Regions from separate parts of the Homo sapiens genome. Here region 2 is linked to region 1. A link is a loop called in an ENCODE intact Hi-C map of the cell type or tissue named here. Cell type or tissue: CD4-positive, alpha-beta T cell. All regions are shown on one strand. Each heading gives the region's core, and the rest is flanking DNA. Links, peaks and the distances in the headings are about the cores only. Region 1 overlaps SUPT3H (SPT3 homolog, SAGA and STAGA complex component). Region 2 overlaps SUPT3H (SPT3 homolog, SAGA and STAGA complex component).

Region 1 (8,348 bases), core at 80-8,079:
ATAAAAAGCTTTATTTTTTCATCTAGTATTTTTAATTCAGTGTTGGGAAAAAACTATTCTAATTGGCTAATTTCTACAAACACTATTCTAAATCTATTTTCAAATATCCTCTGTTAAGCAAGTTTCAAAAAGATTGAAAGCCCATATACCACCATATATAGCACTCATATTGACAAAAGTATTTCAGATTATCTGTAATTAAGATTGCTCATATCAAACTGATATTCTTAGAAATATGTAGCCATTTAAGACTATCACACAAAGACTAGATTATAATGGAGTGAAGCTGGGCAAAGAAATGCTTAAATCAGGCCCTTAGAAACAGAAAGTTAACTGTACTCACTTTAAAACAAGTTAAAAGTGTTTAACCTTCCTCCAACACTGGGCATTAAATCTTACAGGTAATTAATTATGACGTAAAAATGTAATTCTAATTCATAATTGTAACTGTTTTCTAAATCAAAGTATTTTTAAAATTAACATCAATTTATATCAAGTTTCTCTTTTCTAGGCAAGTATTGTCTACCAATAGGCTAGCTAAGTTAGCCCAGTGATAAAGGCCCTTAGCATTAAAACAGTTCAGTCTTTCCTTTCTGAAATCCTTCTTCATTTGGTTGCTGGGACACCATGCTCTACTGGTTTTCTTCTATCTCAACAGCAGCATCTTCTCAGTTTCTTTGGTTGGTTCTCTTTCTGTTCTTGTAACATTAACTTGTTCCTGAGGGCTCAATTCTCAGATCAACTTCTCTTCTATATCTACATATACTTTCTAGGTGACCTCATCTAGTCCCAAATCTTTAAATACCATCTATAAGCCGATTCCCAAACTTCTATGCTAACTTTTCCCCAGAATTCTGGACTCTCTGATCCCACTGCTAACTTGGTATCATAAACAGAACACACCCAAAATTAAGAAGAAAATCTTAATTTTCTTCTCCAAAAGTAGTTCCTCACTATCTCATTGGCACCACCATTCCCAATTCTTAAGCCCAAAGGCCTTAAAATCATCTCCAACATTTTGCTTTTTCTTGTGCACCACATCAGATCTATTAGCAAATCTTGCGAGCTACCTTTAGAATATTTATTTCCACAATGCAATCAATTTTCACATCTCCAACTGCTAATGCCTTAAGCGAAGCTGCTATCATCTCTAGCCTGGGCAGTTCTAGTAGACGTCTATCTGGTTGTCTGCTTTCACCTCTGTCCCACCTGATGTGTTTCCTCCACAAAGCAGCTAGAGGAATCCTTTTATTTTTATTTTTGAGACACAGTCTCATTCTCTTGCCCAGGCTAGAGTGCAGTAGTCCTATCTCAGCTCACTGCAACCTGTGCCTCCCGGGTTCAAGTGATTCTCGTGCCTCAGCCTCCCGAGTAACTAGACTACAGGTGTGCAACACCACGCCCGGCTAATTTTTGTTATTTTTCGGAGAGACGGGTTTTCACCATGTTGGCCAGGCTGGTCTCAAACTCCTGACCTCAAGTGATCCACTCGTCTCAGCCTCCCAAAGTGCTGGGATTACAGGCATGAGCCACCACACCCAGCTCCTAGAGTAATCCTTTTAAATTTAATCATATGCTCTCCTAATCAAAATCCTTTAAGTAAAAAAATATATATACATTTAAATAAAATCACAACTCCTGATCATGCCCTACAAGGTCTGGCTTCTTTGCCCTCATCTATATATACCTTCTACCCTTACCAAATAGCCTTTGTGATGTTCCTCAAACACACCAAATACATTCCTCCCTAAACATCTTTACATTTGCTATTCTCTCACACAGGAAGAGCAATATAGCAGTATCTAGGGCATTCTGGCATAATGGCATTCAGATCTTAGCTCAAATATCACCTTTCAGATTGGCCTTTCTTGGTCATCATATTGAAAATATCAGCTTCTATCATATTCCATCCCCTTATCCTGCTTTATTTTTCTTCCTAGGACTTACCACTATCAGACATAATATCATGTATCTGTTTGTTGTCTACTTCTGCCATTAGAATGTAAGCTTTATGAAGACAGAACCTTCATCTTCTTCACTAGTGTAGCCCTAGTGGCCAGAACAATGCCTTAGGCATGATAGGCACACAATAATGTTAGTTGAATAAATTAGTCCCTTAATAGGGACAACAATAATTAATCACTTAATAGGAACAACAAGTAGATATCAGAATATATGTCTCATGTTTGTGAAACAACTCTCAATAATAAAGTAAAATTAATAAGGCAACAAGGAAAAGAAACTGATGACTCAACCTGCATAGGAACTATAATACATTATTAAAAATTAAATGAAAAATGTGCATATTTGTGTTAACAAAGATAGGTCAAAAGATAATGTTGGCTGGGCACAGTGGCCCACACCTGTAATCCCAACACTTAGGGAGCCCGAGGCTGATGGATCACTTGAGGTCAGGAGTTCGAGACCAGCCTGGCCAACATGGTGAAACCCTGCCTCTACCAAAAATACAAAAGTAGCCAGTAGTGGTGGCACATGCCTGTAGGTTGGAATTTGGGCAAGATAAAAAATCAGAGCTTAGGCCGGGCACGGTGGCTCACGCCTGTAATCCCAGCACTTTGGGAGGCTGAGGCGGGTGGATCAGTTAAGGTCAGGAGTTCGAAACCAGCCTAACCAACATGGTGAAACCCTGTCTCTACTAAAAATGCAAAAAAATTAGCCAGGCGTGCTAGTGCATGCCTGTAGACCCAGCTACTCGGGAGGCTGAGGCAGGAGAATCGCTTGAACCCGGGAGGCGGAGGTTCCAGTGAGCTGAGATCACGCCACTGCACTACAGCCTGGGCAACAGAGCAAGACTCTGTCTCAAGAAAAAAAAAAAAAAAAGCGCTTAGTCCTCCTATGTTAGAACTAATTTCAAATAAAGAAAATCCCAAAGGTCAATCAATACTTTTGGTTTTGCCTACTTAGCTTAAAACACAAGTAGCTTGAAATCCATATAGTCAATTAATTCACATATTATTTACTTCACACCTACTATATAGGAAGGATTCTAGGAAGTGTTTGAAACGAAACAATTGGAGGATGATGCTTAGTCAATGTCTGTTCAATGAAGAAATGACTGAACAATTAAAAAAAAGAAGAAGAAGAAAACTTCCAAGAATGGCATCAAGGCTAAGAAAGGTATCTTATGCCAGTGTTGTGGCTCAGAAAATAACAGACCTCCTCCCAAGAATCTCATCAAATAATCAAGACCAATTAACCACTAGAGAAGAGAGAAAACTTCAGTGAGTAGTCACCATGCTCACATAGACTTTTCATCTATTGTGAGAGCAGCTTCTAGAGATTACCTGAGGGAATTTATGTGCATAATAGGACAACTTTTGTTCACAGTGAAGTTGTGCTTCTCACCTTCCTGCTCCTTGACTCCAGTTCAGAGGAACTTAGTCCCAGGCCATTGTTCTTCAGGCTCATTCATATCCCCTAAAAATCATTTACTCCTACATCCTGCCCTGCACCCATCAACCCTATCCCCAATGAGGAAGAATATGTAGCATCTAAACCTCATTGGGTTATTGGGTAATCATTCTCTTGCAATTCCCCTGTGTTATACCTGTTAAATAAACGTGTATGCCCTTTCCCCTATTAATCTGCCTTTTGTCAGTTCATTTTCAGAGAACCTTCAGAGGGCAAAGGGGAAGCTCTCCCTTGGCCTCTGTACCTACGTGCCTGATAATATGGACAGTCAGTACATGACTTCCGTGGAGAAGGTAGTGTTTGATCTGCAATTTGGAGTGAAACTCTGTTCATCTTAGAAGGAAAAAAGTTAGGTTTGAAAAAAATGGCACAACAAAATTAGTGTGAAACAAAAAATGCATCTTACTGGGCTCATTAGAATGTGTGATTAAGATAGCTCTAACTTCCTATTTCAAATATATATGTTGAACCATAAATATTCTCATAAAATATTAAGTAGACTTTGCTTCATAACCAATTAATTGAGAATGTTGTTTTACAATGAATTGTAACGAAGTTCAAAGCTCTTACCACTTGCCACATGACAGCCAAGATGTCAAGAGGCAAGGAAAGTGACTTCTATTTGGAGAGCCAGCATACCAAGAAGATGGTGAACTAGTGTCCTAAAGAACCATCTTAAGTTAATATGAATTTTAGGCTCCTTTTATGTGGGGGAAAGGGAGATGAGGGAAGGGGCTGATGTGGGCAGCAGTGACGGTCAAAGAAGACTGAAACTTCTTTGTCCTTGGTCAGGTCACAATGCTTCAACAAATCTTTTAACACTACATTGTTACTTCTGTGTAAACCCTCCTTATCTCCTCAGGAGTTAGTTTCAAGGAAGGGACTATTATCATCCTTGCTTTAAACTATAAGCTAAATTCCTCCCATAGTTAGCTTGGCCTATGTACAAAGATAAGCAAAAGCAGCTAACCTAAAAGAGAGCATGAAGGATGGGGAGTTAGGAACAAAAATGGAGTTAGTCATGCTACGCCTCCTTTTCACTGTTACATAATTATAGATAAATAAGGGGAAAAGGACTAAGGGGCAAGACTGAGATTCCAGGGTCACTGTACTCAGGAAAACCCCCACATATTAGGGCAATGGAGCTAACTTGAAGCTACTATGAAGCATTCTGTTGAAGAAACCAGTAAAAGTTCACTTATATATAAATGATAGGCCAATCTACCCAAAAATGGGCAAATTTATATTTTTGAACTATACCTTACAGCAAATAATTCATCTAACGTTCAAATTCAAGGACAATAAAGCCAAACTCATTACCTCTTAGAGTAAATAATATGTTTATAATTTCTCAACATGACCCATCTATGTTCTAGGGGATTTAAAAAAGAAGAAGAAAAAAGAAAATAGCTTGTCACAAAAAAACAGCCAATGGAAGATTCTATGGCCAATAATTATGCTACCAAGCTACACGATGCTTAAAAACATTTTAAGCATGAGCATAAGCTCATTTTGCATATGTAACTTGTTTCTCTCAGTGTCTGAGACTATCAGAAACAAAGAAACCCACATCCTAAGCCACAGAATACAGCCACCTGGTTTTACTCTTATCACAGGATGACAAAAATGCTTTCAGTCTCCTAAGGTCATGCAGATATCCTCAACATTTGTATAGTGTTTTTTAACTAACAAAACTGTTGCATCCTTCCTGAGTTCTAGAGTGGTCAAAAGATACAATGCAAACACTTCTTACGATAACCTTTGCTGTCACATTTAAAGGCATAGGCTCAATGACTAACATAAATTTCAAAATGCTAGCTCCCTTTTCTTTCCCTTTTCTGTTCTGATACTAATATAATAATATATATTTTCTGTTCTAATACTAATATAATTAATATAATTTCAATAAATTTCTGGAATCTTTGTTTATAAAAATGTTAAATCAGTGTCAGCTTTGCAGAATTCATCTGTTAACCCAAAGAAACATAAATAAGTTTATGAGTATAACAAGAAATGAGTTTTTTAAAATGTCCCCATTCTATATTTTTAAAACCCTTGGTTTTCTCTTAATATATATATATATTTTAGAATGATGAAGTTTTTGATTTTTTTATCAGAACACTTTTTACAATAACTTCCAAAGCTAGTGTGAAATATTTGTTGACACATAGACATTTAATGAAGTAATTCCATGATTTAGTACCATAATTTTTATGGTTTTAGTGAAAAAAAAGTGAGACTTGGATAATCTAGTTGAAATCAAGACACATGTGTAAAGAACTTAACAGAAACTACCACCTATACTTGATCTGTTGATTTGATCAGAGAACATTAATAAGTTAAAGGAATGCAACTTCCAATAATTTTCCATGAAAATGCAATCATCTGGCAAAAATATTATTTATTTCTGTTAAAACACTGGTGAAATCTTCCCATCCTTTTTTTAACTTCACAAATGTATTCAACTTCATGGACTATGTTTATATACAACATCGTAGAAAAGAGTTTCAATAATCTCATAATAATTGGAGAGGCTTAACAAGCAACATATGATTAAGAAAAATGGTTATCAATTTTTATATTTTGAAACATTCTTTTTAAAAACAGTATTTAAGAACCAACCTCCAAAAATCAATATATTATTTAACATTTCATTTATAATGTATCATCAGATCATACATTTATAATGTATGACAAGACCAGTCATTCTCAACTTGGCTGCACATTAGACTCACCTACAGATTTGAAAGACGTACCAATGCCAAGAACTCCAACCCCAAGAGATTCTGATTTAATTGGTCTGGGTAGAAACCACATACATATATGTATATATATGATGCCTATGTTTTATATATATAAATATATATATACATATGTATTTCTTTTTGAGATGGAGTCTCACTGTGTCACCCAGGCTGGAGTGCAGTGGCACTATCTCAGCTCACTGCAACCTCCAGCTCCCGGGTTGAAGCTATTCTCCTGCCTCAGCCTCCTGAGCAGCTGGGATTACAGGCGCGCACCACCATGCCCGGCTAATTTTTGTATTTTTAGTAGAGACAGGGTTTCACCATGTTGGTAAGGCTGGTCTCAAACTCCTGACCTCGTGATCCGCCTGCCTCGGCCTCCCAAGTGCTGGGATTACAGGAGTGAGCCACCGCACCCGGCCAGCATTATATTTTTAAAAAGCTTTTTAGGTAATTTTAATGTGTAGCCAAGGATGAGAATCGTTATAGATCATGATCAGCATTCTAAAAACTATATATCTAAACTTATAATTTCTGTAATTATAGTAATTATTAATAATACGTAATTATAACTCCTCAACATGACCCATCCATGCTCTAGGGGATTTAAAAAAGAATCACATTTATAATTTATTTATAAATTATTATAATTTATAATTAATATATTTATATACTAATATATATTATATAATTATTTTATAAATTCAACCCCTAACAGAGTCACTTCTTCCCTGACTCTGATCTACAATCATTTAATTGGTCTGGGTAGAAACCATAGAGATAGATAGATAGATAGATAGATAGATAGATAGATAGATAGATAATGCCTATATTTTATATATATAAATATACATATATATATATATATATATATATTTTTTTTTTTTTTTTTTTGAGATGGAGTCTCACTATGTCACCCAAGCTGGAATGTAGTGGCACTATCTCGGCTCACTGCAACTGAAATAGGGTAATGTTCAACTTGATAAACTGTAGTGTCCAGAAGGAAGCATACCTACGACTGGCAATAAAAGTAAATCTTGGGCCCTAGAAGAAGGAACACTAGTTCACAGCCACGTTCTAAGTTCTGGGTTGACTCCACCAACCTCAAAACATCTGAACTCTACACAGGATAACACTCTTCTAGATCAGACATTTTTGGAATCCTGCTAAGGAAGGGATGACTTGGGGATACCTTTGATTTGGGGTGAGACATACCCAGCCACTTCCTTGTATGGTTATCGCTAGCTGTCAGAGTATAGGAATGGCTTCCAGAAATATTCCTATTGCCCACCCTACTCACTCACCTATTTTATACTATGATGGTGCAGAACCAGAGGTCATATCCTGATATGAACACATTCTATAGCATCTGTTACCAAGAATATGTAGGTAATGGGAAAACAAGACACTCCACTACTACTAGTCACCCTGAGGTAGGTGGTCCTTGCTGGTCAGTGGGGCTATCTCATCAGAAAGTGTGGTTACAAGATCAAAAAAATCAGAGCAAAAGGACTCAAATCCAATGGCAAGGAAGACACATTTCAATTTGACTGAGTGTTCATCACTGCTGCATTCTAAAATCCATAATGTAGTATGTCAGGATGACCTATGCAGTTGTGTTAGAATCCAGTCCCTACATTCCCATTCTCTCCTCCCCACTGAAGGGGATGACCAAGATGTTCAGTTCTCCAGTCACCTTTCTTCGTAGGTTGTCAAGCCTCTGCTCTTCAAGCACAATATCCTATTGAACTGACCAGATTTGATCAAGCTGTACTTAACTTACTGTCAATGCAGCAGACCCATTTTCCAATGATGCAATATGGGATTCAATGACATTGATTCCACCTCTACAGAGGTGAAAGATTGTTACTGGGCACACCTGAACGTAACTGGCTCAAATTACTTATCATGAAGTCACTATTCGAAATTACTTAATTGGCTGCCTAATTAGGCCTCTAGGCTTCAAAATCAATTAGCATGATCAGTTATCTCAGGCACAGATCAAAATAGTCATCCCAGAGAAAGGGTTTACGGAGAGACAGGTTGTCATCCTTGGATCTAGAGCCATCAATAGCCTCACCCAATATCTAAACATCAAGCTTTCTTCAGTCATGGAGGCCAGCAAGAACCATGTAGATTCACCCATAACTCACAATTCATCTACATAGTTTC
Region 2 (8,348 bases), core at 224-8,223, 230 kb before region 1:
CATGGCACTGCTTATTTATTCACCTCCTTTGCTATATTTGGATAACTGGTTTCTTATCTCCATACACCATACCTCCCTCCCAATATATTTCTAACACAATGTTTGGCACATGCTTATTGAATAAATGCAGGTATCAAAGCTATAAGGATCTCAGGACACATGTGGATGTTAATAATGGTCACATGTAGTTCAGTTGTACAGATACGGATTCTTGTCCATACTCAAAAATCAAGTGCTGTCCTTTGTATGCGAAGTGTGCTTTCATTCTATCAGGAAGGCATGTACTTTGGATTGTTTTTCTAGCAGTGGTGGGTGACAGATTGACTCATAGCAGTACACAGTCTTGCCCTGCCTCCTTAATTTTTTATTTTAACCATTTGCAAGCTGGTTGTGTGAACGATAGACATTGTTTGCCATCAAAAATTAAGGCAAAGTTAGGTCACCAACATGAAGATCAACCCCTAATACTTTCTTCTTTAGACAGTGGCTTCAGAGAAAAGCACAGTGTAGAAACCAAGCTAGCTCTCTTTTCTTTTTTCTCTTTCTCTTTTGAACACCAAAACCCTGCTTGGATGAGAAATATTTGTCAACTATAACTCATTTACTTATTAGGATCTTACCTAATTAGTCTTGAATACAGGTATGGGTTTTTGGGTTAGATCAGGAATATAGAGTGAAATCAGAGCCAGAAATGTAGTCTCTAACGTCTCTACTGGAAACTGTAAAATCTACACAAGTGTTTGAATTGGATTGACAGAAATCTGTAGGCCAGGCTGTGAACTTCTGCAGCCAGAAAGTCAACTCAAATACTCCCTCCCTGCTATTTCCACCAGAGAGGCACAGCAGCCCAACTGTCACCTTGAATGCGCCTGGGCAAACTCAGAGCCTGACACTGGGCTCTGTCCTCATGACCTCTGCCAACTAATCAGTCAAAATATTTCCTGATCTAGAGAGCATACTCCACCTATTGGGCATATGCCCAGAGCTGCGAGTGCACTCTAATCAGGTGGGAGAACCTATCCAGGTGCCAGGGCAAAAATTAACATCTGACTGACATATGGACTATGAATTTTCTCTTCTCGCATCCTAGAGTCATGCAGAGGCAGTATGTGGGGATGGGAGATTTGATCTGTGCATACATAGCCTAGGGGATTTGGTTTAAATCAAATCATAATTAAAACACTGGTTAGGAAAACAAGGCATAATTATTTTTTTCCCGCACATTTTAACTAACTTGCATATAGTCTTAAATATATGTTGGGCACAATAAGAGTAAGGTATCAGTTTCATTTTTGAAAGGTGCAAATTTCCTATTTAAAACAATCCACTTATTATGTTCTGGGATTAACTTTGCAGCTACATCAGTAAATTAAAGGACATTTCAATGATTACATTTGTTGACTAAAGTTATGTAACACTATTTAAGAAATCACCAAAAAGTAAATCACCTACAGTTCAACAGGCTCTCATCACAGGTATTTGGAGGGGATTTTTTTGTCACACTATCAATAAAACAGTATACAAATGCTTCACTTAAACAAAACACACTTATGAATGTTAGATGTTTCTGGCAATAGTAAATAAATAATCTATTTAAATAGAACTGATATGTTATTTTTCTAATATTCAACTAATTTGTATATAAAATACTTAAAAAATGAAAATAATATTTTTGCTAGGTCAACATGAGCAACTTAATGTACTGAAAGAGTCATCTATCTGAGTATTTATAATCTTCTTGTTTCTTCATAGACTTTAAAGAAGTTTCTTGCCATTTTTACAGCACAATTTTAAAATTTAGAAATAGCTCAACTTAGTTTAGTTTCTCCTGGCTAATCCTTGTGCTGCTTTCATGAATTCATGAGTTAAAAGAATCCTGTAATTTTTTTAAAGCCATATTTTCCTTTTCAGAGTCACTCCAAGGATTTTCTTCATTCGATTTCCATTCCTCCAGAAGACAGCAAAAACCCAGAAACTGTAACAACATTTAAACCTCAAGATTTAGTCCTTTTAGAATATTCCACTCAAAAGGTTTCTATTTGGTATAAATTACCCCTTTCCTTGCACTCATGATCAAATTCTTCCTCTATTCCTCAAGATACAGTATACCTGTTATAACAAAAATAGATTTCTTGAAGTACTACCAATTTAAAAAGACTTTGAAATATATAAACTTGGAGAAAATACAGAGGGATGATTAAGACTGTCATCTTTCATTGCTGCTTTATGTCCCCCATTAGAGAAAAGTGATTTGCTTTTCCAGACTATGTTCCTGAAAATTCTAGGATTCTTTGGAGTATTCTAGGGTCTCCATAGATGTTTGGTTTGAATGTCTATCACAATTTTTGTGCTACTCCAAATAAAGGTTATGTCATCCACTGTTTTATATTTGAACTTTTCATAATTGTTCTGTTGATTAGTAAGTTACGTCTTGGAATTTAGGTTTTGTTTTTGATATTTAAAGCAGCCCAAATATACTCTGAATAAAATTGTGCAAGTAAGTCTATCACCTCAGGATGTATGTCCTGTGCTGAACTAAATTTCAGGTGTTTACTAATAACACAAAGTGAAAGCAGGAAAGAGTAAAATGTGTTTGAACAGTCACTGTATACCACAGAGACAAACATTAGTTATTGGCAATACCAGGATTTTTCAAAACAGAACTGAATAATTTCTTATAAACAAATGTACTGGCTGCCCCAAGGTAAGATATTGCTGCAGAGAGTTTAAATGAGATAAGATCTCTCTTCCCTTCTCCCCACATCTGCCTGCTGATTAAAAAAAACAAAAAACAAAAAAACAATAAACAATTTTATAATAGAACTCCAGTTGGCAATGTAGACTCATGATGTTATGCTTACAATAGCGGAAAATGAAGTTCACCAAATATGGTTTCAATAGACGAAGCAAAATAAATTTAACTCTCAAACTTCAATAAATATTTGTCAGAGAAGGATCCTCAGATGACGGAGATTTTCTTTGTGACATCTTTAAGTAGCTTACAGTGTTTTAAGATTCATTTAAAAATATTTTCCAGAAAACCTTGAAGAATTATGCTGGATAAGAAATCCATATATTGATTCCCTCTAAACACTTTCCAGTTTAGAAATGGAAGCACGTGCCAGATATTGTTAGTGAAACAACTTTCAAACAAATAATTTTTACTATTTCTTTTGCACCAAGACTTTTGCAGGCCTGTATAGCACATTATTAAAAACGGCTGTATTTTGAATCAAACTCTTTTCAATGCTGTGCAATTAAAAATATACAAAAATAAAGTGGACATTAATGGATATAATATTCCAACTGTCATCCATAACTTTGACTTCAAAATACACCTATACTTACTGAGTGAAATTTTAAGAGTGGATCTTCCTTACACAAATACAGACTTAATACCTCTTGGAATACTTGTCTTCTACAGAATTTAGTTTAGGAAATGCTGTAGTTTTAGAATAAAACCACTGAAAGAGTTAAGAATACAGGTCAACCAATAAAGAAAAAGTTTAATGGGTAGGATTAGTAAGAATTTATTGAAGCCTATGGTACCAGTAAGCCATAGAGTATTTAGCTGCTGTACACAGAAAAGGCTCTGGTGATTAAAATTAAAAGTAATTAAATTAAATGTTTCATATCTTTCTGGGAAATACTCACTTTCAGGTTATTCTTATATGATAAATATGCTACATGTTAATTTTTTTCCTTAGGATCAGTGGCCTACAGTTTTAAACATATGTTTGGTTTCCAATCTGTAATAATAGATTTAGTACTCTCAAAAAATTTATTATGAAAATTTTCACTTCCAGTAAAAACACATATAATTTATTTCTACCCAATTTCTACTTGGTATTTACATTTGAAAATTATTCTAATATTTTGTGACATTTAATTTTCCAGGTTGAACACATAAGATGCAGACAAACCTAATGTGCTCATGACATAAATATTTGCAAATATGAAATTCTAGATCAAAATGATCAAAACAATCTGCCATGCCACTTTTGTTTTTAAAAGTTCAATGTGAAGAATTCTTTAAAAATTTTTCATATTTTCGATCCCTATTAGTCCATTATGAACATCCCTAAACTAATGATATGAAAACATCTCTAGTACCCTCTAATAAATTTACATCAAAGTAAATGGGCACAGTAATCTGAGAGTCAGGAGGCTGGATTCTAGGGTTAGTTCTGTCATGCACTTGCAAAGTGTCTTTGGGTACAGCACAAAGCTTCTCAGAGGTCCAGACTAACTGGCTAGCTCAAGTCCTCTCCAGTAAGGACTAGAGATTTGTTTCTACAGATGCACTTAAGGTATTATTCAGGTTAATGACCATGCTTAAATGAGCAATTTTATTGTCTCACTATTCTAGTTCAATAGAAAGTTACCTGATAACATGCAAGTTCAGAGGGTTAACATTTTTCTACTGTGAATATCAGGAGAAACTAAAATAGATTTAGGCATTACAGATGGGATTATGTCATCACACTCGGCAAACACAGTTTCCTTTCTCTGGCTTTCAAAATTACAGACCTGGGTTTATATCAGCAATTTACAGCACTTCCCATTGAGAGCTAGGCTTGAGTAGGTAACCATGGGTACCACCCACTGCTTGTAAATAGTGAAGATCTAGATAAAACATGTCTGACCACCTTCCCTGTGACATAAGAGAACACTAGACTACCCCTCAGAGTTATTTTCTCTGAGAGAAAACACCAAATGCTCTAATCATAACATTTTAAAATGCTCTTTACTTCTAACCCTGAACAAGTAAATTCTAAGAATGTTTTTGTTAAAATCATTACCATTACCATTCAAAAGCATTTGAATTTTTAGGTTGTGAAAAAAATATTCTTCAAACAAATGCCAATGAATTTTCTGATGGGACAATTCATTTAAACCTTTGTTACACCCATTTTTAGACCCTGAGGCCCTTCCTCAATATTGTATTCTTTATATATTCAGGTAGTACATACAAAACATTATCAATAATTTTGGAAAATAATACAGAATAGAAAACAGAAAGACCCGCGATACGCTTGTAGTAATTTAACAGATGATAAATAAAGTAATCCTAATAAATAGGAACTGGATAGATTACTCATTTAATTGATTGGCATATTTTGATATTTAGTTTTTATATTATAGAAACTCTCATTCCATATATTAGATAAAAATGTAGAATTATAGTTGAATAAAAAATAATTAAAAATACAGATGTGTATTTAATCTCAGGTTATACAATTTTTTAAATCTTAAGACAACGGAATATTATAGAGGAAAATACCAGTAGACCTAACTACATAAAATCCTATATATTGAAAACATATCGAATTAGAAAAAAATTAAGATAAATGGAGAACTGGGAAAAATACCTGCAACAAACCTGACAAAAAGTTTTACTGTTCATGACTGATAAATGTCTTAAAAATTTTTTTAATTACAAAAATTTATTCACATAAGTTAGTAGATTCATACAAATAAATCTAATGCCCTACAAAAAATGGCAAAGACATAATTCAATTCAAAGAAATACAAATTATTAGTAAATATATAAAAATGTTCAATATCATTAGTTATCAAATACAAATTAAAACAAAAATATCCTATCACTCACTAGCTGTATGTTAACTTGGGAAGGCTAGTAACAGTCTGTTAGTTTTCTCATCTATAAATTAACAATAGTTTCTATTTGTTAAGGTCGTCATGAGGCCTGTGTGAGTCAGTACAGTGCAGTGCATGATGCATGAGTGCTCAACAAATATTAGCTGCTATAGTTGCTACTTTATTTTTGCCTGGAAAATGACAAAAATAAAACTGATAATATTCAACGCTGATTTGAGTTTATACTCTCATATACCACTTATACAATTATGAAGTCATTCATGTTTTCTAAGAATTATTTTGGTAAGATTATCAGGAAATTTAAAAGGTCCAATCCTTTGATCCAGGAATTTCACTTCTAGTAATCTATCATAAGGAAACAACTAGATAGATGGATAAATATTTACATACAAGAATATCCACTATCACTATTTATAACCTAAATAAAGAACAAAATGGAATGGTTAAGTGAATAAAGGTACAGTTAGATGTATAATGTGTATTATGAAGCTATTACAAATCATGTTTTTAAGGACTACATAATATACTATAAAATGATAAGTAACAATATTAGAATAATCTCAATTTTGCTAAATTATTAATATGTATATACAAAGAAAAAGGGCAGGATGAAAAGGTAGTGATATATTAACAGTAGTTATCTCTAGGATGTAAGTTTTATTCTATTCTTTATTTTTCTATATTTTCGTAATTTTCTAACAGTAGCATTTCTTTCATAATGAGTAAACTGAAGAAACTTTAAAAGTTGAGAAAAATAAGCCCAGTAATTAAAAAATGTATCAACTTTGATATATTCATCAATTTCTGAAAACCTTTTCAATAACTTATGCAAATATGTAAAATCACAAACACTGAAATTGAAGAAACTTTATAAATTAGGTCACCCATTTGTTCTTTAGATTTCTGTTCCACAGAGCTAGTATGCAAAACCTAGCTGGTATGCAAAAAATCGGGTGGTAAGTATGTACACTCAGTTGCTAAGACTTATTTATGATGATCAGTGATTAAAAAAACAATTATATTCTTTAGCCGTTATTAATCCAAAGAGTAAAAATGAATATTTTCAGGAACAATAATTTTTACATGGTATTTAAATTTCAATGGTACAAACTATTAGTCCATAAACAAACCACATTATTATTGAAATTTTTAGTTTTTTTCCGGGCTTATAGAGTAAGGCCAGATAGGCTCGGTGTGTACATATGTGTGCACAGGCACACGCATTTGAGTGTGGTTGAGTGGAATGGTTTCCGCTTACTTTGTATTATTTATGTCTTTTAAAAAATATACCATAGCTACTACTACTTCCACTATTACTAATATAATTTATTAAGAGCTTAGTTCTTACAGTACTTCTTAAATCCTATTATGAAGTATAATCTAATATCCTCACTTTAGGGATGAGGAAACAGCCATAAAGCGGTGAAAAAACCTGTGTAAGGCTACTCAGCTTGTAGGTAGCAGGGCTGGGATCTGGACCCTAGCCATTTAGCTCCAGGATCGAAGTTCTTAATCACCACACAATATAACTTCACATATTATCAACTACTATGAATAAAAATGCAATATAAGATGGCAAGCATCAAAATCACTCAGGACATTCTAGGTTGCAAAAGCACTCTAGAATACTGCAGATCATAGAATCTGAAGTGATTTTTAGAACTAAGAAAAACAAACAAGAAGCAAAAAAGTAAAATTAGTTTCTCTAAAGGTTCTTTAGAGTGTGTATACAGAAAGTGAGGTACGGTGGGCACAGTTGCAAAAGTGTGTATTTCAGGAGAAAGTGTTTGAAGCTAGGGGTTGGAAGGCCTGAATCTTAGCTCTGGTTTAATTTAATTTAATCTAATGAATAGCTTGACTTAGGAAAATTACTTAAGAAGGTAAGATACCTTCTCTTATCTTCTGTGTAGGATTGAGAATAAATGAGAATACAGAAAAGAAACAAGGGCCGGGCGCGGTGGCTCACGCCTGTAATCCCAGCACTTTGGGAGGCCGAGGCGGGCGGATCACGAGGTCAGGAGATCGAGACCACGGTGAAACCCCGTCTCTACTAAAAATACAAAAAATTAGCTGGGCGCAGTGGCGGGCGCCTGTAGTCCCAGCTACTCGGGAGGCTGAGGCAGGAGAATGGCGTGAACCTGGGAGGCGGAGCTTGCAGTGAGCGGAGATCGCGCCACAGCACTCCCGCCTGGGCGACAGAACGAGACTCCGTCTCAAAAAAAAAAAAAAAAAAAAAAGAAAAGAAAAGAAACAAATCACCAATGAAAACCAATATGCCAAAGAGAGTACTGTTGTTAACCACTGAGTGGGGACGGATGGTGTGTGTCTCCACAGCACACATGAATGTGGTGTTCACAGGTGTGTGGCAGGTGACTGATGTTTATGCCATTCTCCCTGTGTACTTCCTACTCCAGGAGCTACTACAATTCAAAGCATTGTTTGTACTCTTCTCCTTCTTCCCCAGCTAACATGGCTTTAAGTATTCCTTTCTTCTATCACTTTAAATAATTCCTAAGGTGAAAAATTCACTTACAATTCTTTATATAATGAATTATATTCCTGAAATTGATCATGTCATTTGGTATAAAATTATTTCAGAAGTCATAAAGTAGACAGAAAGATGACTCGCTAAAAGCAGATTTTTAAATATAGTATCTGAATTATGTTTCCATGTAAACTATTAACAATATCAAATTATTGGTAAATGGATATATATATACACATTG

The links. Peaks named below come from ENCODE experiments on the same cell type or tissue, not always from the same donor. Only the 100,000 strongest peaks of a DNase experiment are listed, where the experiment ranks them.
Region 2: a loop joins it to region 1, with 2.4 times the contacts of the local background. A loop is called at or near these places in 2 of 110 quality-filtered maps.

The regions. Positions count from the first base shown.
Region 1 is chr6:45,151,248-45,159,595 of GRCh38, forward strand. All of the region lies in intron 2 of SUPT3H (SPT3 homolog, SAGA and STAGA complex component), which reads right to left. It also overlaps the pseudogene LOC100420052. Among named protein-coding and RNA genes, the nearest start is that of MIR586, 42 kb to the right of the region's middle. In CD4-positive, alpha-beta T cell, for the core only: no CTCF peak of the experiment used is centred there; a DNase peak (open chromatin) is centred at 5,014.
Region 2 is chr6:44,921,046-44,929,393 of GRCh38, forward strand. The region is part of intron 10 of SUPT3H (SPT3 homolog, SAGA and STAGA complex component); the gene reads right to left. Among named protein-coding and RNA genes, the nearest start is that of MIR586, 270 kb to the right of the region's middle. In CD4-positive, alpha-beta T cell, for the core only: no CTCF peak of the experiment used is centred there; DNase peaks (open chromatin) are centred at 936, 4,586 and 5,716; H3K4me3 peaks cover 408 bases; H3K27ac peaks cover 2,742 bases.